Linked DNA regions of Homo sapiens: region 1 is linked to region 2. A link is a contact called in ENCODE Hi-C or POLR2A ChIA-PET data. All regions are on one chromosome and are shown on one strand. The core of a region is the stretch at or near the end of the contact, and the rest is flanking DNA. Distances in the headings are between cores, read along the strand shown. Region 1 overlaps LOC124902957 (a long non-coding RNA gene). Region 2 overlaps LOC105369812 (a long non-coding RNA gene).

Evidence for each region. Hi-C counts contacts between places; a loop is a spot of excess contacts on that map. ChIA-PET counts read pairs that join two places held with the same protein, here RNA polymerase II (POLR2A). Pooled maps may share reads with other maps.
Region 1: a loop to region 2 is called in a map of PC-9, with 9 times the contacts of the local background. The contact joins two enhancer-like sites. A Hi-C loop is called at or near these places in 1 of 168 maps with a recorded cell type or tissue (PC-9) and 6 of 50 pooled maps. POLR2A ChIA-PET finds 5 or more read pairs at or near these places in 2 of 52 experiments (CD4-positive, alpha-beta T cell and CD8-positive, alpha-beta T cell).

Annotation. Positions count from the first base shown.
Region 1 is chr12:67,351,767-67,357,739 of GRCh38, forward strand. It overlaps LOC124902957 (a long non-coding RNA gene), which reads left to right. Exons shown (of 2, transcript XR_007063354.1): 2 at 1-914. It also overlaps the pseudogene MRPL40P1. Among named protein-coding and RNA genes, the nearest start is that of CAND1, 85 kb to the left of the region's middle. Within about 2 kb of position 4,310, at least 2 of the 41 ENCODE cell types and tissues checked have a DNase peak (open chromatin) inside an H3K27ac peak, as active enhancers do.
Region 2 is chr12:67,479,323-67,484,829 of GRCh38, forward strand. It overlaps LOC105369812 (a long non-coding RNA gene), which reads left to right. Exons shown (of 5, transcript XR_001749186.2): 5 at 1-1,372. Among named protein-coding and RNA genes, the nearest start is that of LINC02408, 38 kb to the right of the region's middle. RefSeq lists enhancers at 4,473-4,522, 5,083-5,132, 5,353-5,507. Within about 2 kb of position 4,174, at least 10 of the 41 ENCODE cell types and tissues checked have a DNase peak (open chromatin) inside an H3K27ac peak, as active enhancers do.

The DNA.
Region 1 (5,973 bases), core at 3,060-5,559, 130 kb before region 2:
GCTCTGCTTCTGATGAGTGGTCTCTGTACAAGCAGCGAGAGCACACTATGGACAGGGACACCATCAAGGCTGTGCTGGGGACCCAGCAGGAAGCTCTGCAGGAGCTACCACTCAAGTCCCCTGAGTTCCCCACTGAGACCATCAAGTGGGACTGCAGCATGTTCCCCTTTGAATGGGAAGGTCCAGATTATACACTATGGGTCTCTAACTACCAGCCCCCCAAAGGCAGGTACAATGACATCACCAAGATGTACACACAGGTAGAGCTCAAGAGAGAGTTGCAGCAGCCAACCTTGGAACATGAGGCCCCGAGAGTCAGAATGACCAGGGTTCCAGTCGGCTTTCCACAGAATCAGGCATACTGATAATAAAGACATGTTTAATCAAAAAAGAAAAAAAAATAAAAGGAAGAAAAACGTTGTCTTTATGACTGTTTGGAGCATTTCACCAAATTTAGGTTTTGTGAAAATGTAGACTTCTCAACTCTATTCCATTCTATTCTGGAACAGAATGCCAATTTATCTGAATAAACGTAGGAGCTCCATCAAAAGACTCTTCAAGTTGAAATATTCCAAAGTGCAATTATAGAATTTCAAAATTAAATCCTGTATCCTGTTTAAATTTGTATTGTTAACATTTGTTCACATCCTTTTTTTTTGTATAGACAAATTTCATTTGCTCTTCTGTAAGTTTTGTTTTCAATAACTTTAATTCTCTAAAAAGTTTTGCAAGCTGAAGGTTTTTGTTCTTCCACTTGTTGAATGCCTTGATTTAAAATTTCAATACTTGTTAATAAAATGTGACCAAAATTTAGAAAACTTGTTTACAAGAGTTGTACGCCACTTGGGTTGACTTGAAAGTAATTTATTTGAAGAATCAAACATTTCAATTAAAGCTTCATGATATGGTTTGGATTTCTTTTCCTGCCCAAATCTCATGTTGAATTGGAGGAGGGGACTGGTGGGAGGTCACTGGATCATGGGGGCAGGTTTCCTTCTTGCTGTTCTCCTGGTAGTGAGTGAGTTCTCATGAGATCTGATCGTTTAAAAGCATGTGGCACCTCCCTCTTCTTTTTCTTTCCTGATTCATCATGGTAAGATGTGCTTGCTTTCCCTTAGTCATCTGCCGTGATTGTAAGTTTCCTGAGGCCTTCTAGCCTCATGCTTCCTGTATAGCCTGTGGAACTGTGAGTCAATTAAACCTCTTTTCTTCATAAATTACCCAGTATCAGGTATAGCAGTGTGAGAACAGACTAATAGACTTCAATTAAAGATTTATTCTTGATAGGTCCAAAACTTTGGCTGATGGGGAAATGGGGCTGTCTAGAACGCCAGATACATGTTACAAGGGGAGGGAGGAAAGTAAGTGAGAGCATGTCTTATTCTTCTTCTGAACTGGTGAGGCAGTCATCTTAGCTGTCCATAGTGCTATGGACCACTGGAAAACAGCCCCTTTCTTAATGTCTTGGCCATCAGGAATGGTCATCCATCTGGCAAACATTTGCAGTTTGCCTACCACGTGTTAGATACAGCCTGGGGTGCTGGGGTTGCAGAGTCAAACTCTTAATCTTTTTTCAGAATGAACCTATGGCAGGTGAGAGGGGAAAACAAACCATTTTACCAGCATATGATGGGCACTGTGATGGAGTTATAAATAGGGTCTTGTAGGAGCATAAAAGCAAGGGGCTGCAGACTGCTTGGATGAGACAAGCGAAGGCAGCTCCTGAGCTGAAGTTTGAAAACAAGTAGGCATTACTCAGACTGTCAAAAGGCAGGCATTGGGCAAAAAAGCAAGAGCATATATGTAGTGTAGTGACTGAGGGTGCCTAGTGTATTTAGGGAAACCTTCAAGTAGCTCTGTATGCTGGAAGTTGAGTTTGTGTTGCAAGTGTGGAAGGTGAGAAATTTGCCTAAAATCAACTGATCAGAGGCTGGTGAACACTACAGGGAAAGGATTGGTGACAATTTAGATACATTTCTGAAACTTTTGAATTTCATAAAAGATGACCTCTCAGTGGCATTTTTTTTTTTTCAAGATGGAGTCTAGCTCTGTGGAGTGCAGTGGCGCGATCTTGGCTCACTGCAACCTCCACCTCCCAGGTTCAAGAGATTCTCCTGCCTCAGCTTCCCAAGTAGCTGGAATTACAGGCACCTGCCACCATGCCCAGCTAATTTTTGTATCTTTAGAAGAGGCGGCATTTCACTGTCTTGGCCAGGCTGGTCTCAAACTTCTGACCTTGTGATCCACCCACCTCGGCCTCCCAAAGTGCTGGGATTACAAGCTTGAGCCACTGTGCCCGGCTGACAATCAATTTTATACCGACAACTCTGTTTACTTTTGTATAATCTTACTGATAGGTTAGAACATGGCTATCTCATTGTGATGACAGATTGCAGGAGACAGTTGCTCAAATGATAGTATCGGTCTATCTTGGTCAAGTGTCTTAGCTATATGAATTTATCATTTAACACTAACAATACAAATGTTCAGCTGGTAAATAGCTCAAAGATCGACAGGAAGGTGTCTAAAACTACAGGAGTGTCCAAGCAAGCAAGGTTTCACAGTGAGGGAGGAAGTGGAATGAAAAGGGGGAGATGGCAGACTTGAAAAGAGCCCAAGAGTTTGGTTGTGGGCCAGTGAAGCATTTCAGTTTTCCGGATAGTTATGAAAACTGAAACTATGACTCCAAATGTGGGTTCAAAGGGAGGGTGGGATGCTGAAATATTGTTTTTGCTTTGTGTAGGCAGAGTTCCTGTCTCAAGAAGAGGTTTGGCAGTAACAAAGTTTAGCTATTCTGCTGGCCATCACTCCGGAAAGTGTTCCCACGAAGTGGCTGACTTAAAAAGTAAGCTTGACTAAGTATCATATCACATGAGCAGCACTGGAAAGAGGCAGAGCTGAGGGAAAGAGGGAAGCTTCTGTGTAGACGTCGACTTTACTCTTTGACCACCATACCTTGCCTTTCAGTTTGTGGGTAGCTTAGGAAACCGAAGTCAGACAACATAATTGGCTTTTGGGGGATAAGAATTGTGTCTTTCGGATGTTTCTCATAGTGCTTTACAGGATATACCCTCAAAAGAAGCTGAAAAAATTTTAAAAAGAAAGTCTGACACATTTCAATGCTGTGTTCAAGCCTTCTGTTTTCCAAAAGAGGCCATCAGGTATCACAGCAAATCACTTTTGTGGATTATAAAAGGAAGGTGACTTGCAGCTCTAAAATCTTAAATTCTCTGCTCCATGTTCTGTGTTTTATAAATAAGCATAATTGGTATTCAGAAAAGAAATCTGCAATCTCAGCCTACTTCAGGATGTTGGTGAGTTGACTAAGCTGTAAAACTCCTTAAAAGTCAGGATGTTTGGGCAGAGGAGGGCAAAATGTCTAGACAGAACAGAAGGTTTAAACTGCCCCTGGTGAAATTTAGTGGGAATTGACTTTAGCAGCTCTTCCTCCTGGGTGAATAGCTTGTGATTTGCGACTGTGAAGTGGTTGGACTGAAATGCTTTCTACTCTGAAGTTGTATGACTTTTTTTTTTCACATAGTGAATAGAGATATTGATGGAAAAGACATAACTATCAAGATAAAAGTGTGTTTTAAAATAATACTTTTAAGTATTCGACTGTATTCCTTTGTCCTTATGCAAACTAAACCTTGAGAAACAAAGACTGGTAAGATCTTGTGGAGAGAAAGTCAAATATTCCAATTCATTTGGCTTTGTTTGTGCCATATGTGTAAATAACTCCAACAAGATAGTCTGAGAAATAAGAGTTCATCTGGGAACATTCTTAGTCTTGTTATTAATGTTTTAAAATCCTTAGAACTCTTTTGCCAAATTCTGAGACTTAAAATGCAAAGATAAGGATGATTATTTTCAGAGCCAAGTGTGGAAATTATTCTTCTAGTATCTCTCTGTGTTCATGCGGTGCTATTGACTCTGGCAAAATGGGATCTCATATCTCTTTACTAATGAGAACTCAAATCTTCCCTGGGGACTGGCAACTTTAAAGGCTCATTACTCATATGTTTGATGTTATCTTTTGCTGGCAAATAACTGACGCTAGAGTCTTGAACATTTGCCTTTTAGGTTTGCTGTTTGCCCAACATTATGCTAATTCATCTGAAATGGAACTGTCAGCGGCTGCAGAATGTCTTTACCTTTCTTGAGAATTGAAGAAATTTATCTTCACTGGAAGCCTTAATACTAAGCACCCTTTTTTTTTTTTTTTTTTTTTTTTGGCGTTCTTGGTCTTTTCTTCCAGGAGGTGGCGATAGAACATCATAAATATCAAGGTACAAAATGCATGCGTTTTTGCCCCTCAAAGCCTCCCATTGTGGAGCTTATGACCAGCGTGAGTTACTATTCAAGATTTGAGCCTTGGGTGAGCTCTTTTATTGTAATATTTGACTTCCAAGTCATATCTGAAGAGAGAGCAGAAGTACTTTCAACTCCACTGATCACTTGTTTTTCCACTTAGCTTCTCATTTTCTGAGTTTGTGCTGTTGAGTGCAGGAAATGTTAAATAGGTTGGCCTTCAGTTGAAAGATACTGAGATTTACTAGCGCTGTTGTAGATTGGGCTTTTGAACCTAGAATTATTGCTTTTGGTGTAAACCAACATGACTGCCATGCTGTTTCCTAGACATATGAGGATACTACAGGCTCTATTAGAGACTAATTTTTAAAATAGCCCCTGATATTCCTCAACTCTTTATATTTAGCATTTTGTACACTATTCTCCAAGTTGGCATTTGGCAGCTTTTCCTCCTCTTAAGGCAAAGTTAAAAAAAAAAAAAAAAAAAAAAAGGGACATTTGCCAAGGAACAATTTCACCACAGGAGCTTGGCTGGGAAACGGGAATTTGGTATCTTGCTTGTGCACCTGCCAGTTGATTTCTGATTTCTGTATTAGGGGAGAGAGAAAGTTATTCTGAGGTTTATCATCAACAGCTGCCTAATCTTAATAGGTTTAGCTATCTTTTAGAGTTATCTAATTTGAAAATATCTGCTGTTTGATTACCTTTAATATTTTCCTTTTTAAAAAATTATACTTTAAGTTCTGGGGTACATGTGCACAACGTGCTGGTTTGTTACATAGGTTTACATGTGCCATGTTGGTTTGTTGCACCCATAAACTCATCATTTACATTAGGTATTTCTCTTAATGCTATCCCTCCCCTGGGCCCCTGAATATTTTCTTAAAACAAAAAGTTCCTGGTTTAGCAAGCAAAACTGGGATAGGTATGCAAAAGAGAATCCAATGGAGAGTTGAGCACAAGCAGCTAGAAGAAGAAAATGAATATACAGAGAAGGGAAGTTTGTAAAACTAAGGGTGGGAACTTTCTATAGGGCAGCACAGAATAGTTTTTTATTCACAGAAACTTTAACTATATTGCAGTACTTCGCAATTGAAAAGTGGAAAAGATAAATGCTTCATTCTAGTGCAGTAGTTTTGTAAGGGTTCTTTTTCTAATATGAAGTTTTTTTTTAACATTAATGTCTTCTAAAGTACATCTAGGTGGTCAATAAGTGCTTATTTGATTCATTCCTAATACAAATATTTTTGAGCTCCTACTGTTCACTGGATCGAAATCCTAATAAGTTTGAGTATGCATTTGCTATCTCAAGACGTTTGCTTTCTAATAGGTGGAGATAGACAGTAAGCAATTATTGGTAAGTAATGCTTTCTAAAACATGTAGGTTTTTCAGATTTTGGTAATCACAGCATGAAAGAAAGTCATCAAGGCCAGTTCTATGCAAGGCTGCAAAGCTAGGAAAGTATCAAAACAGCAGATCTCTGGCTTTAAATTCTAGCTTATGATTCATTAACAGTGTGCCCGTGAGCAAATTGCTTAACCTCTCTCAACTTCAGTTTTTTCATGTAAAATGGTAATAATAGTACTTATTGGTGAGTCTGTTATGGGGATTTAATGAAATAATGTAAGAAAAGCATTCAGCATGGCACTCACTTGAGACTC
Region 2 (5,507 bases), core at 2,924-5,423:
ATAATGTGGGTGGGTTTCAGCCAATCAGGCTTTAAGAGAAAAGACCTAGTTCCCTTGAGGGAGAAGAAATTCTGCCTCCACACTGCCTTTGGACTTGAGACTGCAACATCAGCTCCTTCCTGGGTCTCTAGCCTGCTGGCCTGTCCTGCATATGTTGAATTTTCCAGCTCCAGAATTATGTGAGCCAATTTCTTAAAATACAGTCTCTGTACACACACACACACACACACACACACACACACACACACACACACACACACACAGCCCCTATTGGTTCTGTTTTTCTCTGGAGAACTCTAATACATACAGCAACAACAGCTAACACCTATTGAATGCTTTCTATGTGCCAGGCAATGTTTTGAGGGCTATACATGTATGTATTAACTCATTTAATCCTCACAATAACCCTAAAAAGTAGTGCTGTTTTTGTCCTTATTAAAAACTAATTAGAATGAAATATTCTGAGGATTCGTAAGAATATCTGGGCAAATTAAAGGAGAAGAACCAAAAGCCTCCAGTTTCTACCCCATACCCTTTTACTTTTAGGCAGCAACTCCAACTGTCTCATTCTGGCTAAGGTTTACCAGTACTCTGGGACCTTGCATTGGTGATGAAATTAATCCTGCTATCCTGGTGGTAGTCAGTTGAGTTGGACACAGGCTGGGAAGCAATCATATTCAGGAACTTCTGTAGAGATTGAACTTGTACTCTGATGATGCTGTATTAGTTTCCTATTGCGTTTGTAACAAATTACAGTACCACAAACTTAGAGGCTTACCATTCTGGAGGTCAGACGTCCTAAAACCGAGGTGTCAGCAGGGCTGAGTTTTAGGGAAGAGTGTTTCCTTCCAGCTTCCAAAGGCTACCTATACTCCTCGGCCCATAGCCCTTTCTCCACCTTGAAAGTGAGTAGTAGGCCATCTTCAAATTTCTCTGACCTCGGCTTTCATTGTCCATGACCTCTCTGATTCTGACCCTCTTCCTTCCCTGTTATAAGAGCCATTATGATGACTTTGAACTCACCTGGATATTCCACAATTATCTCTCTTCTCAAGATCTATAACTTAATCACATCTGCAAACTTCCTTTTGCCAGGGAAGGTAATGTATTCACAGGTTTCAGGGATTAGCCTCTGGACATCTTTGGAGGGATCATTATTCTGTCTATCATACATACCACGCATAGGTGAAAGACCCCAGCATCTCTTTCCTATGGAGAAGTATGCATGTAATGGATCAAAAAAATAAAAATGAAAAATAAAAAATAAAAAAAGCTGGCTTCTCAAACTCATATTATTATCCTGAAAAATATGTCAACTTTCAGTGTTTTCCTGTTCCTGGTTTTCTGGGGGCAAACCTGCAGCACAACCCAGTTTTAGAAAACTGTACCACTGGAAAGGAGAATTTTCTTACAACCCTGCCTTCTACCCTTTCCATATATGCATAATGTAGCAAAACTAGGAAGAAACATAGATCCATATTATTCTCATCTGGTTGCAGGGAAGTCTATGTCTAATACAGAAACAAAAGACAAATTCACAGTGGACAAGATCAATAGCTATGGCCTACCTAAAAGTTCAAAACTCTGTAGAACTTTAAAAAACAGAAACAAAATTAAAAGACAAACAACAAAGTAGAAAACTACTTACAAAATATATAACAAATGGTTAATATATTTAATCCATAGGAAAGTTATAAATTAATAGGAGGAAAACACTCCCAAGGCAGCATGGGCAAAAGAAACAGATACTTCACAAAGGAAAATACCAAGTGGCTTATATATACAGGAAAATACTTAACCTCATAAGCAGAAAGGGAATGTAAACAAAAATAACCTGACAAATGTAAAAACACATAATGACCAATGCTGGTGAAGATGTGGTGAAGCTTTTCAGGCTCCTTCCTGATTGCTGATAAGAGCATGAATGGGTACAACATTTCTGGGGTCCCATTTGACGATATGTATTAAAAGCTTACACACCCTATGACCCAGAAATTTCACTTACAGACATTTATTTGAAGGAAATAATCAGAAGACTATGCAAAAATCGGGCTGCAAGGATTTTTCACATAGTCTGCATATTTAAAACATACATGTGTATATAAGAACAAAAGAAAGAATCTAAATGTCTGAAGGAAAGATTGGTTAACTTTATTATAATCAGCTGTAAAATAGAATTATACAGTCCTTCAAAATGAGAATTTTATCCATTCAATCTTATTTATTACCTGATTTTATATTTACTGCTTTCTTTCACTAAAAACAAGGGCAGGAACTCGTTCTTTAACTGCTGTGCTCTGGAGGACTGAATGTATGGCATGATACAAACCATATTTTTCAAATAACATAACAACATGTGAATCATCTACAATTTAAAAAGAAACAATATCAAGATAGAAAAATTGTGGAGAGTAAGATGCAAAAGTAAAAGGGATTAGAAGGAAACACATCAAAATATTTATACAGATTATCTCTGGACGTTGAGATTGAAGATGATTTAATATTTTTTCATGGTATGTTTTACAGTTCCCAAATTCACCATAATGACCATTAATTTCACAGTTTGAAAATATTTAATGAATAAATACAATTTTAAAAGAAGAGTAATAGTGCCTTCTGTCAAAATCACAACTTTTTCTCCTGCACTTTTAGTAGGGGCTACTCAAAGTGAGATCTATGGACCAATGGAACCTTGGAACTTGGGTGAAATACAGAATCACAACCCACTATTAAGTCAGAATTTGAATTTTATCAAGATGCCTAGATAATTCATTTATACATTAACATTTGAGAATGTTTTAGGTTATTTGCAACTGATCATGTCATAACTGTATTGAGTTTGCTAATTACTATCAAGATGTAGTATTCAGCATTCTGTACAAATGAGTTAATATAATTTTAAATATCTTTGTGGCATTGAAATAACTTCCACACAATTTCAGTAAACTGCCTCATCATTTGGATGCAAATAATTCAGAAACACTAGGGTGAAACCTGCCCTGATATTTGCCTGTGCCCTAGCCCTTGCTGCTGGCTGTTTTAACCTCTGATTCAGTGGCTGTGAAGACACCCTGCCCTGTTTCCCTCACCCCACTGCCTCCATTAACTCATCCTTGCATTAACTACCAATGTTGCTTTTGCTCACCTGCTCATCACGTGGATCTGCTCATCCACGTGGATCCACGTGGATCCTGTTCCATATAGTCAAATACACTGTCACTTCTGAGATTACTCAGAGATTTTTAAAAGCCTATTGATCACTTGGTGTTAGGTAGACAACAGTTGCTTTTCAGAGCAAAAAAATTTTCAGAGATTTATTTATTTCAATTATTGAACATTTGCCAGATAATTGATTCATAGGACAGTCCATGACCTTGAAGACCTCTTAATAAAATGGCAAGGGTGAGAGGGATGGGAGGCAGGCAACGTGTAGAAATATCACACAGTGAGCAGATGGGATATGTGCCTTTGACAAAACACAAGAAGGGAGCAATCATAGTGCCCAGGGAAAGCCAGGAAGGATTTGGGGAGAAGTGAAATTCTTCTGTCACCTTCTAACTCCTACTCAGATGAAGTTACTGCCATAGCAGATACATCTGTAGGCTGTACACATATCACTTTTGTCATCTTCCCTGGCAGACTGATAGTTCAATGATGGCACAGAGCACATCTCTCAGGCTCACAAAGGGAGTGCTTAATCTATCTATATTCGTTCAGTGAAGGGATCTGATCTGAATCTTAGAGAGAGAGTTGGACTTGGCCTTGAGGATGGGTGGATGTTCCTTGGGGCAGAGGATGTAGCCTGCACCAAGGCAAGAGGAATAGAACACCACAGTGTGCTTTAATTGGCATCAGCACACCGTCTCCAAACTGCCTATCAGTGGATCAGGGAGATATTTCCATTTTGAAAAGGCCTGTCTGCCAAACTTGGGGGCTACAGAGAATAAAACCTTTTGACCAGCTACCGGTGACAGATTTAAAGTTAAACCACCAGCCACAGGCACATATCAGAATATGGTTCCCCCTTTCAAAGGAAGGGCTGTGATTATGCAAGCCTGCCCAGGAATCCCCAGCCTGTGCTTTATTTATGGCTGGCCCCTTCAAAGCAGAGTGCAAACGTGCTCGGAATGAGCAGGCAGGCAGCACAGCTTTGCAGCCTGGGTACCTAGAGCTTCTAGAAAAGGAAGCAGAGTTGGAGGGCTGCCAAGCCAGTAAGCTGTCTGCAGCATGACCAGGAAGAGGAGAAGCTTGGCTTTTTTGTCTTCAGTGCCTCCTCATCATTTTCTCAATATCCTGTAGCATTTGAACAGGCTGCTGTTGGTTTTCGGCAGGGTGATGTGCATGGTGACATTTGTATTAGTGGCTTCCTGATGACTGCCTTTTGTTTACCAAACCATAACAAAAGGTGGAGCTACTCCAGAAAATTGAAAGTCTATGGGTACCAAGGGCAAAAACCCCATCAAATTTGGGATGCGTGTCCTTTGGCTGCTGGAAAGGGGCCTGTAACATAGCCCTTGGTCACCCACTTGCCCTGTGCTTGGGGCACTGTGCAGGTTTGGCTGGCAGAAGGGCTCTCCCTGTCAGTAAATACTGTGCTATAGGACACAGAAGCTGGAGGTGAGCAGGCCAAAGGGATGCCTGGAGGATCCTGAAATGCTGGTTTTAGAAACCTGCTTCTTAGTGAAGGTAGCCACTCCCTGGGGCTGTATCACCCTGCCCTGCAGCTCTTGAGGCATTGCCGGGCATGCACTCCATGTCACCCGAGAGAAGTTACACCTTCAGGTTCAGTAGAGGCCACTGCCCCAGAAGAAGGGTGTGGAAAGAATATTTGAGATGTGAGACTCTGAGCTGAACTCAGTATGACCTTGCATAGCCGTTTGCTTCAGTCCCAAACCAGCTTCCTTTAACCTCTAGTGAAAATGTTTCCCACATGTGTCAAGTAAGGCTTATCAGCAAAATCTGATGGGACTAAGATGTATAGGAACCAAGGTAGGGAGGAAGAACTTTCTCAATGACTCTTCACCCAGAGCAGAAACTACCTTTTCTCATTTCTCTTTAGTACACTGGAGTGGTTTGACTGTTCAAATATTTTTGGAGCTTGGCTCCAAAAATGCAGTCCCTGACCACAGGGAGCTGAATACAAAGGCTCCCTCTTAGAGAACATGTTTTATGTCCTCCTGAATGCTTTCACATATCTATAGTCCCCATGAAAAGACACAGCCCATCTTGTGAGGTGCCTGAGGTCCATGCTAGTTTCCTTTGATGCATGCAGACATGAAGGAAGCTAACAAGGGTCTTCCGTGCAAGGGACCCAGGACTCTGGACTCTGGGGCCTACTGCAGCACCATGGACACTTGTCTTCACCCCTTCATCACAGGCCTGCAATGGTACTGTCTCTGGTGGAGGAATAGACAGCCTAGTTTGGCAAATTTACTTTCTTCTACCTCTGAGACTTGTAACTCAGGCTTTTTGTGAGATCTTCAGTGCAATATCTTTCTTGGTTTAGT